Regions from separate parts of the Homo sapiens genome. Here region 2 is linked to region 1. The links are chromatin contacts, found by Hi-C or POLR2A ChIA-PET in ENCODE. All regions are on one chromosome and are shown on one strand. The core of a region is the stretch at or near the end of the contact, and the rest is flanking DNA. Distances in the headings are between cores, read along the strand shown.

Region 1 (5,859 bases), core at 750-3,249:
ACTCGGGAGGTGGAAGTTGCAGTGAGCCGAGATTGTGTCACTGCACTCCAGCCTAGCAGAGAGAGACTCCATCTCAAAAAAAAAAAAAAGAAAAAAAGAAAAAAAAAATCTCAACTCTTAATTCCACATATGGGATCTTCTAAAAAACAGCCCCTCCCTACCTCAGGCGCTGCATTTTTAGCTTTCCTCCCTCACCTTGTTCAGTTTCCTCACTTTGCATCTTACACACCAATGATTTTGGAATATTTTGAGTTTTCTCAGCATAGCCTGATACAGTGGTTTCCAGTGGGGGTCATTTTGCTCCCCTTCCCGATTACTCCACCCTCCAGTGGACATTGAGAGACTCCGAAGACATTTTTTTCTTCTCCCTCCTCCCATCCTCCACCTTCAAGTAGTTCCCAGTGTCTGTTGTTCCCTTCGTGTCCACGTGTTCGCATCATTTAGCTTCCACTTATAAGTGAGAACGTGCGGTATTTGTGTTCCTGTGTTAGTTTGCGAAGGATAATGGCCTCCAGCTCCATCCATGTTCCTGCAAAGGACATGATCTCATTCTTTTTATGGCTGTATAGTGTTCCGGTATACGTGGACCTAACACTTTTTCTTTATCTAATCTGCCACTGATGGGCATTTAGGTGGATTCCATGTCTTTGTTTGTTATTGCAAATAGTGCTGCAATGATGTCAAAAGTCACCCTGAAGGAAGCACTCCATTCATACATATGCATGCATGTGTCTTTATGGTAAAATGATGTATATTCCCCTGAAGATATTTTTGATTGCTACTAGTGGAGGTGCTGCAAGCATCTAGCAGGTGTAGGGGTCAAAGATGCTGCTAAACATTCTATAGTTCACAGGACAGTCTCCCATAAAAAAGAAGAATCCAGCCCCAAATGTCAATAAGGCCACTTTTGAGAAACTCTTCCTTGGTAAATTGCATTAATGGCCCCAAATTTTTACCCATCCCTATTCCATACCATGAGTCATTTAATTTTGCAGTGTTATTTTATCATGGGAAGGGCTTCTTCCCCACTCTTGACTCCAGGCTTAGCTATGTGACTTACTTTGGCCAAGAGAATGTGGCAAAATGACAGTACTTTTTGTTTGTTTGTTTTTGAGACAGCATCTTGCTCTGTTGCCCAGGCTGGAGTGTGGTGGCACGATCTCAGCTCACTGCAACTCCACCTCCTGGGTTCAAGTGGTTCTCATGCCTCAGCCTCCCGAGTAGCTGGGATTACAGGCACACACCACCACACCTGGCTAATTTTTAGTATTTTTAGTAGAGATGGGGTTTCACCATGTTGCCCAGGCTGGCCTCGAACTCCTGAGCTCAGGCAATCCACCCGCCTCAGCCTCCCAAAGTGCTAGAATTACGGGCGTGAGCCACCCTGCAGCGGGCCAACAGTGCATGTTTCTACCTGGCTTTTACCTCCGCCAATGCCACAACAGACTTGTTAGTGATCTGGTAGCAGGAAAAGGATGAGAGACATATGGAACAAAGCCAGTCCCCAGCTAAGCCCAGACTAAATCCACCAACCCACAGGCAAACTCATGAGAAATAATTATCATTTTAAGCCCTTGAGTTTTGGGAGGATTTGTTATCAGTAATAGCTAACTATTACAGACACAATGCTGCTTCATGCTTTTGGACGTGCTGTTTCCTCTGCTTAAACATGTCCCCTACTCTCACCCCCACATGACTTGGAAAATTGTTCTTAATCTCTCAAAGCCCAACTCAGAGATCATCCTTCCTGGAAAACTTCTTGGATTCCCTGCAAAAAAGTAATCCATTCCTCTTTTCCTACAGACTTTAACTGTTGAACTGCCATATTTGTATTAACTTGTCTTTATCTCTTACTAGATAGGGAACTTACGAGAGCAGAGACTTTGTCTCAAATCTCACCCCAGGGCAGCACAATCAGAGTGGACACTCAGGAAATATTTGCAGAATACAAAGGGCTGGGCTGGAAGTTGGGGGAAGGTGATTATCAGAGACATTCGTCAGCTTTGGCTCTAGCCCTGGAATGGTGCCTGGAACGTGGCCCAATCCCCATGACAAAAGAAGAGACTATGGGCTCCAGCCTGTAGTCTGGATTTCCCTGCCAATCAAAGTGGTCATGGAGAGGAACAGCCTCTGCCATTACTGTTTAGCACAATGAAACTGTTTAGAGGAGAGCCTTACCTTCAGGAAATTCCAACGAGCCTGTTTTATTGTTACCCTCCAACAGTAATGACTCCCGTAGGATTAAACAGAGTGTAAAGTAATTGCTAAAACATCCCCTGCCGTGGACAGAGAAACCTGCACAAGACGTAATGCTCCCACTTCACTTGGGAGGGAGGGGGCTTGCTCATGGAAACAAAATGTGTCATTAGAGCTTTACAGAGTAGGAAGAGGCAGCAGTGGGAGGAAAAATGCAATGCAATACAGAAGAAAGAGTCCAGACTTTGGAAATGGATCCGCTCCAGTTGAAATCCCAACCACACCCCAGGTCGCTTCATGCCTCTGAATCCTGGTTTGCTCATCTGTAATACCGAAATATAAAACATGGCCAGACACAGTGGCTCACACCTGTAATCCCAGGCCAGGAGTTCAAGACCAGCCTGGCCCAAATGGTGAAACCCCGTCTCTACTAAAAATGTAAAAAAAAAATAGCCAGGTGTGGCGGTGCATGCCTGTAATCCCAGCTCCTTGGGAAGCTGAGACAGGAGAATCACTTGAACCCAGGAGGCGGAGGTTGCAGTGAGACAAGATCATGCCACTGCACTCCAGCCTGGGTGACAGAGCCAGGCTTTGTCTAAAAAAAAAAATATATATATATATATATATATGTGTATATATATATATGTGTGTGTGTGTGTGTGTGTGTATATATATATATGTGTGTATATATATATGTATATATATGTGTATATATATGTGTATATATATGTATATTATATATGTGTATATATATGTGTATATATATGTATATATATGTATATATATGTATATATATGTATATATGTATATATATGTATATATATGTATATATGTATATATATGTATATATATGTATATATGTATATATATGTATATATGTGTATATATATGTATATATATGTATATATGTGTATATATATGTATATATGTGTATATATATGTATATATGTGTATATATGTATATATGTATATATATGTATATATATGTATATATATGTATATATGTGTATATATGTGTATATATGTGTATATATATGTATATATGTGTATATATATGTATATATATGTATATATATGTATATGTATGTATATATGTATATATATGTATATATATGTATATATATGTATATATATGTGTATATATGTGTATATATGTGTATATATGTGTATATATGTATATATATGTATATATATGTATATATATGTATATATATGTGTATATATATGTATATATATGTATATATATGTGTATATATATGTATATATATATATGGAGAAGAAATGTAAAACATCTCTCTTCTAAAGATTGTTGCGATGATAAAACAGATAATTCATGTGAAAATGGCTGGTGCAGAGAAGCAGCTTTGGTAATTGGTTTCCTTTTCTCCTGCAGAAGTTTGGAGGAAAAACATACCTGAACAAATATGTCAAAATTAGAGGGCCAGGCGCAGTGGCTCACACCTGTAATCCCAGCACTTTGGAAGACCAAGGCCAGAGGATCGCTTAAGGCCAGGAGTTTGTGACCAGACTGGGTAACATAGCAAGACCTCATCTCTAGAAAAAAATTTAAAACTTAGCCAGGCATGGTGGTGCATGCCTATAGTCCCAACTATCTGGGAGGTTGAGGTAGGAGGATTGCTTTGGGCCAGGAGTTCAAGACTACAGTGAGCTATGACTTTGCCACTACATTCCAGCCTGGGTGACAGAAAGAGACTTTGTCTGGAAAAAAAAAAAAAAAAAATTGGCCAGGCCCGGTGGCTCACACCTGTAATCCTAGCACTTTGGGAGTCCAAGGCAGGTGGATCACCTGAGGTCAGGAATTCGAGACCAGCCTGGCCAACATGGTGAAACCCCGTCTCTACTAAAAAAAAAAACAAAACAAAAATTAGCCGGGCATCATTGTGGGCACCTATAATCCCAGCTACTCAGGAGGCTGAGGCAGGAGAATCGCTTGAACACAGGGGGCAGAAGTTGCAGTGAGCCAAGATTGTGCCACTTCACTCCAGCCTGGGCGAAAGAGTGAAATTCTGTCAAAAAAAAAAAAAAAAAAAAAAAAAAAGCACTTTGGGAGGCCGAGGTGGGCAAATCATTTGAGGTCAGGAGTTCAAGACCAGCCTGGCCAACATGATGAAACCTCATCTTTACCAAAAACATAAAAAATTAGCCAGATGTGGTGGCACATACTTGTAATCCCAGCTACTCGGGAGGCTGAGGCAGGAGAATTGCATGAACCCAGGGGGTAGAGGTTGCAGTGAGCCGAGATCGCACCACTGCACTCCAGCCTGGGTGAAACAGAGAAACTCTGTCTCAAAAAAAAAAAAAAAAAAAAAAAAAATTAAGACACCCAGGCCAAGAAAACATAAGCTCCAAAGAAATAGTCTTACCAAGAAACTGAGTAGGAAACAACACAGTGAGACTTGGAGGACAACTGAAACCTCTTTATCACCAGGGTAGACCCATGTGGCTGGATTCTGGCTGGCAGGCAGGAACCCACAACCATCTCTCTCTTGAAGGTTTGGCTTCATGAACCGGTGACCTGTGCAATCACACGGGGTCCTGTCAATTTTAAACAAGGGGTAACAGGTTTTTATTTTGTACCTGGCCTTGCAATTACGAAGCAAGCCCTGCTAGCTTGTTCTTCATTCCCTATGGATAAGGAGCATGATAGCTTTTCTCCAAGAACTCCTGTCTCCTAAGAAAGATGCATATATCTCACAGGGCCCAGACCACTGGGAAATTCAAGCCTGAAGTTTCCTGGAGCCGTCATTACCACACAAAATCTCTAGGACGGGTCCCTCATGTGTATAGGTAGGGGAGGACAATAAGGCTATTAGACAGAATACCTTCAACTGCAAATAAAGAATATGGGGCCAGCTGGGCATGGTGTCTCACACCTATAATCCCAGCACTTTGGGAGGCTGAAGTGGGTGGATCACTTGAGGTCAAGAGTTTGAGACCAGCCTGGCCAACATGGTGAAACCTCGTCTTACTAAAAAATACAAAACCTAGCTGGGCGTGGTGGTGGGCGCCTGTAATCCCAAATACTCAGGAGGCTGAGGAAGGAGAATCACTTGAACCTGGGAAGCAGAGGTTGCAATGAGCCGAGATCATGCCACTGCACTCCAGCCTGAGCAACAGAGTGAGACTCTGTCTCAAAAATAATAATAATAATATTGAGCCAAGAGTGCCTCAGACCAGGGGTCCCCAACCCCTGAGCCATGGACTGGTTGTTCCCTTCTTTGTGTCCATGTGGTCCTTGCAAAAACCAGGCTGCACAGCAGGAGGCGAGCAGTGGGCAGGTGAGCAAAGCTTCATCTGTATTCACAGCTGCTCCCCATCACTCGGATAACCACCTGAGCTCCACCTCCTGTCAGATCAGTGGCAGCATTAGAGTCTCACAGGTGTGTAAACCCTACTGTGAACTGTGCATGCGAGGGATCTAGTTTGTACACTCCTTATGAGAATCTAATGCCTGATGATCTGTCACTGTCTCTTATCACCTCCAGATGGGACTGTCTAGTTGCAGGAAAACAAGCTCAGGGCTCTCACTGATTTACATTATGGTGAGTTGTATAATTATGTCATTATCTATTACAATGTAATAATAGAAATAAAGTGTACAATTAATGTAATGCACTTGAATCATCCTGAAATCATTCCCCC
Region 2 (6,020 bases), core at 2,536-5,035, 200 kb after region 1:
AGGAAGAGTCCACCAATTCTTCATAAGCCCACTTTTTATTCTCTCTTTTGAAGTCATCTTGATTCACTTCCTACACCTGCAGCCCCCAGTCTTGCTTGATCTAGCTCCTAATCTTCTGCTTCCCTTTGGGACAGAGGAGAAGCTGCTCTCCTCGCCATGCTTTGCTGACATCTCCAAGGGGAAGGAGAGCACAGGCCCTTTCATATCCTGCCCCAGACCTTCACAGGGAGCAGTAATAATGCCTAAACCTTATTGAGTACTTAACATGTGCCCAGCACTGTGACAAACACTTCACACAGATTATCTCTTAAAATATTCAGGCCAGCCCAGTAAAGTTTATGTACTGTCATTGTCTGTCTTCAATTTGCAGATGAGGAAGTTGATGCTCAGGGAGGTTCAATAACATGCCATTATGTACACAGCTGAAATGAGTGATGCAATCAAGATTCAAACTAGGCAGCCCAGTTCCAGGGCTCTTGTCCAACTACTCAGGGAAAGGTTTTCGAGGTCACTGCCAGGATAGCTGGACTTGTGACGGTTTTCCTGTTTGAGATATCTACCCTTTTACATCAACCTAAGCACTTACTGTCTTTATATTTTCAATGAACTAAGTGGGGTGTTCTGGGTGGTCTTTGATGATGGCAACTGTGTGTTTTAAAGAACCAGAAAGAAAAATGTTTAGAGGTGGGCTTCTTTAGCTGTAGTCCCTCTTGACTGTGTGGTCAAATAATAGGGCTCCTGACAAGGAAATAAGGCTATAAGTGCTCTTGCTTTGTAAAGATTAGTTAATTGGTAGAGGTTGTGTTTCTGTGGTTAATTTGTGCTCCTGTCTTAGCAATACATGAGTATCCACAGGCAGCAAGTGTGTCGCCCAGCAGCCCCATAAAACAAGGCACTCTTCAGCACCAGCATCAGTTGATGCACCTGAATAACAATAGGGAAGCTTGTTGACCATTTGGCACTTCACAGCCTAGTAATTAGAAACTGTAAAACAATAATACAGACATGAAGCAAATCCTCCAGTTAATGAAAAAAAAATCTACAATCTTGCATTGTGGCTGAGTGCAAAATCACAACCGGCCGCTTATACAGCAAAGCAAACACTTCAGGATTTTGGCAGCTGTTTTGTGGATATAAAAAGCTCTAGGCTCTGTATTAATTTGGGGCCTGTCATATTTTTTAAAAACTGAAAACAATTACCTGACTTTCTAGTTTTTTGTTGTTGTTGTTGTTGTTGTTTTTAATTTACTGCAGTGGTTCTCAAATTATGGTCCCCAGTCCAGAAGTGTCAGCGTCATCTGGGAACGGTTAGAATTGCAGATTGGTGGGGCCCACCCCAGACCTACTGAACCAGAAATTCTGGCAGTGCGGGGCACAGTAATTTGTTTTTACAAGTCCTCCAGGTGATTCTGATGGACTTTAAAGTTTGAGAAACACTGAGGGTGTGGGAAGGGTAATTTGGGGGAAGGGAAGTGGAGTCCCCTCTTGGCCCCACCCAGAGATGAGCTTCTCTGTCTAGTGGTGGGATAGTTGGCTTGAGATGTGATATTGAGAATATATGAAGGCTCCCTACTGGGTCAGGAAGTTGGGGGAGTGTCTCAGGGGAGGGCCGTGCCTTCCTGGGGACCTGTTTAGGAGAAGGGTCCTGGGCAGTAGCTTGTTACTAGCCTTTCGGGAACAATTTCAATGTTTCAGTCACCCTCTGGGCTGTTGTACTATTGCAGTCAGCCCTGCTAGGCCCACAAGTTGTATGGGGCAGAGGAGAAGAGGCATGGGGACAGAAACCTTATATCCCAGGCAAAGCCTTAGCAATGCTGCTGATGTCATATGCTCATCGTTGTCAAGAATTGAAAATTAAGATAGTGATGAGGTGGTGGCAGGACAAATTTCTTCTTTTCACTGTATGTCCCCTTTCTCTTCTGGATCTCATTTCCCTGCCTCCAGCTATCTTGGCAGATGGGATTATTTAATAATTTTCTTGGGGCCTGTTGGCAAATGGCCCCTCTGCCCCTTCCCCAGTGTGTGGTGACCACAACAGTGACATAGCTTCATTTCACAGCCATTAGGAATCTTGACGCAGCTGACCCCTAGATCTCCTGGAAAGGCCTCTTGGGAAATATAAGCTTGCCACCAGAGTGAAGTGAATTCTCGAGTGGTATTACCACAGAGGCTCAGGTTCCTGATGCTCCTTGGAGTGCTAGGTTAACAGTCTCTCTGTTGGGGAAAAACTTGATACAAATAGAAGATTTGCTAATTTTGCTCACATTTCAAAATTGTTTAATTTGCTTACTTTTTTTTTCTCTTTCAGACTATTGGGTTTTATCTATCATTCCTTTTATTTTACAAAAAAGAACATAGGGCATGTTGGCCAGATAATGTATCCTGTTTTTTGATTTAATCACCCAACATAGCATGGGAATAAAAAGCTGAATGAGATGTAGCCTTGCTCCTCCCTGACATTGAAGAGACTGGCTTCTGGGAGAGGAAAATGACCAAGAAAAGAACCACCCAGATCTTGGGTTCAGTTTATTCTCTCTGTATTTTCAAGTGGCAGAACTTGCTTGAATATGTGAATTTGATGTTGGATCACAAGCCCAACATGTGGCTTCTGTGGGCATATGTAGTTATTTTGGATTTTATTTTATTTTAAAGGGTCTGTGTCCTGTTGGCTTTTAGGAGGTGATAGTTGCTGATTCTCCTTTCATGTGACATTCAGGGCTCATGGAGAAGTCAAAGGCTCACACTGGTGTTCACCTTCCTGGACTTCAGGAAAGATAGTCCTTTTGCCAGATGAATGGGAGGATCTAAGTCTGTTAGATTTCCATGAGTCGTGCAGCCTTTCTGGATCGGGACAGGAAGACTGACCCACTGTCCTTCCCAGGCTGCCTGCCGTTCATCTTGCTTTAATTAAATACACAGCTGATGATGTCAGCTTGGCTCCCGGCTCCTTCAGCTTTCCCCTCAGAACAAAACATCCGGGCAGACAGTTGTGACAATTAAGTCTCAAGACCCAAGCTTAGTTTGTTCTGAGGTAGTTAAGATAAATCTGCCTAAGCATCTCCAAATGCAGATAAAACCTAGTGCTGATTAGAGGTGACCCTCTAATAAACCTGATTTGATTAGGCAGAACCAGCGAGGTGCAGGCAAATATTTGAGACTCTGGCCAAGCTGATATTCCATTGACCTTTCACTTAGGGGAAAAAACCTGTTTGATTTTTTTCCTATCCCAGAGTACTTGAAAATTATTACCTATGGCAGCTAAAGCACTAGGGCGAAATAAACAGGTGAGACCTGTGGACTTGCCCTTAAGAGTCGCAGTCAGCTACCACCTGGGTTGTGCTTGCTTCCTGGCAGATCAGTGGAGAATGGATTTTGCCGGAGGTCCTGGCCTGGAATGATAATTAAAAAGGATGTTTCAGAACACACCCAGGTGCGTTCTGATAAAGCCTGAGCAGATGTGGGTGGTGAAGGATTTTTTTTTTAAAGTCAAACTTTGTTTATAAAGGTAACTTCTAACAATTTATTATAGAAAAGTCAAACTAGAATTGCATTAGTTTGTTTATATCAAGACCTCATTAGAAATTAAGGAGAAATTTCCTTAATTGCTCCATCTCTGGCTCCTGTAACAGTGGGCATACTTCTCTTCTTAGCATTTATCACATTGTTCTGTAATTGTTGGTTTACCTTCCCTTTTGTCTTAAAAAGCAGGGAAATTGTATAATTATTCTTGATGTTGCTCAAATGCTTGGCACCTGGGCCAGGTACAGGGATTGGCAAAGTTTGGTCCACAGGCCAAACCAGGCCACTACCTGTTTTTATGCGGTCATGAGCTAAGAACAGTTTTTGCCTTTTTAAATGATTGAAAACAAATCAAAGGATATATATTTCATGCCACGTGAAAATTATGTGGAATTTGAATTTCAGTGTTCATAAATAAAGTTTTATTGGAATACAGCCATGCTCATTCATTTACGTTATTGCCTTTGGCATCATTTTGCACTACAACAGCAGAATTGAGTAGTTGCAGCAGAAACCATATGGCCTGAATAGCCTAAAATATTTGCTATCTGGCACTTCACAGAAGTAGTTTGTTGATCCCTTTCCTATTATATAGCAGGCATATAGTGTAAATGCTTATTGTTTGAATTATTTCAAATATAAATCTGAGTTTACAAATAGAGTTATTCTGATCCTAAAAGTGTTCAGTGAAAGTTAGATGAATGACTGACCAATCTATTTCTCTTGTTATTCATTTGTAACCTTAGGTTTAAGTTTTAGAGGTAGTGGTTCGTTTATTAGAGCTAGACAATTATATACTATTTCTCTTCTGAGAAACTTTATAAAGAGTTAATCCTTATTACTTTTCTAGGTTCTGAACCTACTATATGGGATGCAGAGACACCAAGAGGCACAGAGAGGTTAAACTGACTAAGACACACAGTAAAGAAATGGCATGACTCTTCATGTCTTCATCTCTTTCTTTGTTTGCTAAAGCCATTCTTTGTGATGAAAGAGAAGTCAAATCTGGAGATATTCATGAGCAAACTACTGTCTGATACTATATAATGCATTATTTCTTATAGACATCAGTATCTTTGTAGGCTCTTTGGTTCATTACCAGGGAAATTCATTTAAAAAAATAATAAATATGTGGTTTAAAAAGTAAATACTGCAGAGAATGATAGCAATTACCAAATGTAAACAATGTGGCCTTTGAGAACCACTATGAAATTGTTTAGTGAATTAAATTATTATGCTTTTGCTATTCACATATCCACTTCCATTGACTGTTAAGGAATATGCTTCAAGGAGGACAGATGAGATATAGGTAAAGTTTATTTTTAAGATACTTAGGTAAAACAAAATAAACCAGCAACTGGCAGATGTTTGGTGACCTTGAAATCTGGCTTTTGTTTTGAGACAGTGTCTTTAAAATGACCAGTGCCACAAATGTAAACAGGGGAGTTGGAGGGCATTGGAGTATTCAGGAAGAAAGTGAGAAATCAGTAATTTGTAGAACATGACTAACTGGAACTATTGTTTGGTCTGCTGGGGTTTGAGGGAGTAGAGGAATTTGTGAAGAAGGAAAGAAGGTTAGGAGATGCATAGAGCAGAGAAACAAGGGTCTAAGCTTTCCTAGGAATCTCAGGTCAGACCCTTGTTAAATTTTGTCCGTATATTCATTGTTTGCTGTGGAATCTTTTAGGAGAGTGTAATTTTTTTTTCTGTTTTTCTCTTATTAAATAATTTAAAGGGATGACATTCAGGGCTTTGGGAAGCAATTTTTTTTTTTTTTTTCAAAACGCCGCTATACCTACTAATTGGATATCCATCAGGGGATGGATACTTACAACAGCTCTGCATGATAGGGATAATATTCCTATTTTATGGATGGGAAAGCTGAGGCTTAGTTGTTTTTTTTTTTTTTTTTTTTTGAGATGGCATCTTGCTGTGGCTGAGGCTTAGTTTAATTGGCTTTCCCGAAGTTTTACAGTTAGCAGCCAGAGCCAAGTTTCAAACCCAAATCTAGCTGACTCCAGGGGCCTTCTGTTGTTTCTACTATCCCACTTCCTCAGTGGTTGCATCCCAGAGATTTCATCGTTTGGTGCATAAATCCAGCCTAAAGCCATACTTCACCATTTTGTGTGAATAAATCTCTTCCTCATTTTATGACTCAGCTACCTGCTTTCTCTTTCTAACCTGTTATTTTGTACATCTGATTTGTTAGCTTCCCATGTTCCCTTAGCTTCCCTGCCCTTAGTTGTTAACCCTTTTGATCAATATCTAGTTGATTTTGCTACTTAATAACAGACTTTAGAGGGACTTCAGAGGATAAAAACTAGAACCTCCACCCTACTGAAAAATTACATTTGGTTTGCCGTTGGTAGTATGTGCCCCATCCTTCTGCCCTGGCACTCCAGGGGAATCAAAAAGGAAGAGCTGAGAAACAGCATTCCAGGCTTAGAGGCTCCACATTCTTTGGGTTTGTTGGAAGACTTCTTGGCAGCATTGAAAGATGC

Evidence for each region. Hi-C counts contacts between places; a loop is a spot of excess contacts on that map. ChIA-PET counts read pairs that join two places held with the same protein, here RNA polymerase II (POLR2A). Pooled maps may share reads with other maps.
Region 2: a loop to region 1 is called in a pooled map of heart left ventricle, with 2.6 times the contacts of the local background. The contact joins two enhancer-like sites. A Hi-C loop is called at or near these places in 3 of 50 pooled maps. POLR2A ChIA-PET finds 5 or more read pairs at or near these places in 2 of 52 experiments (GM10248 and HEK293).

The regions. Positions count from the first base shown.
Region 1 is chr7:69,456,046-69,461,904 of GRCh38, forward strand. No RefSeq gene overlaps it. Among named protein-coding and RNA genes, the nearest start is that of CT66, 140 kb to the right of the region's middle. RefSeq lists an enhancer at 1,842-2,357. Within about 2 kb of position 2,000, at least 3 of the 41 ENCODE cell types and tissues checked have a DNase peak (open chromatin) inside an H3K27ac peak, as active enhancers do.
Region 2 is chr7:69,654,170-69,660,189 of GRCh38, forward strand. The region is part of intron 1 of AUTS2 (activator of transcription and developmental regulator AUTS2); the gene reads left to right. Among named protein-coding and RNA genes, the nearest start is that of AUTS2, 59 kb to the left of the region's middle. Within about 2 kb of position 3,786, at least 6 of the 41 ENCODE cell types and tissues checked have a DNase peak (open chromatin) inside an H3K27ac peak, as active enhancers do.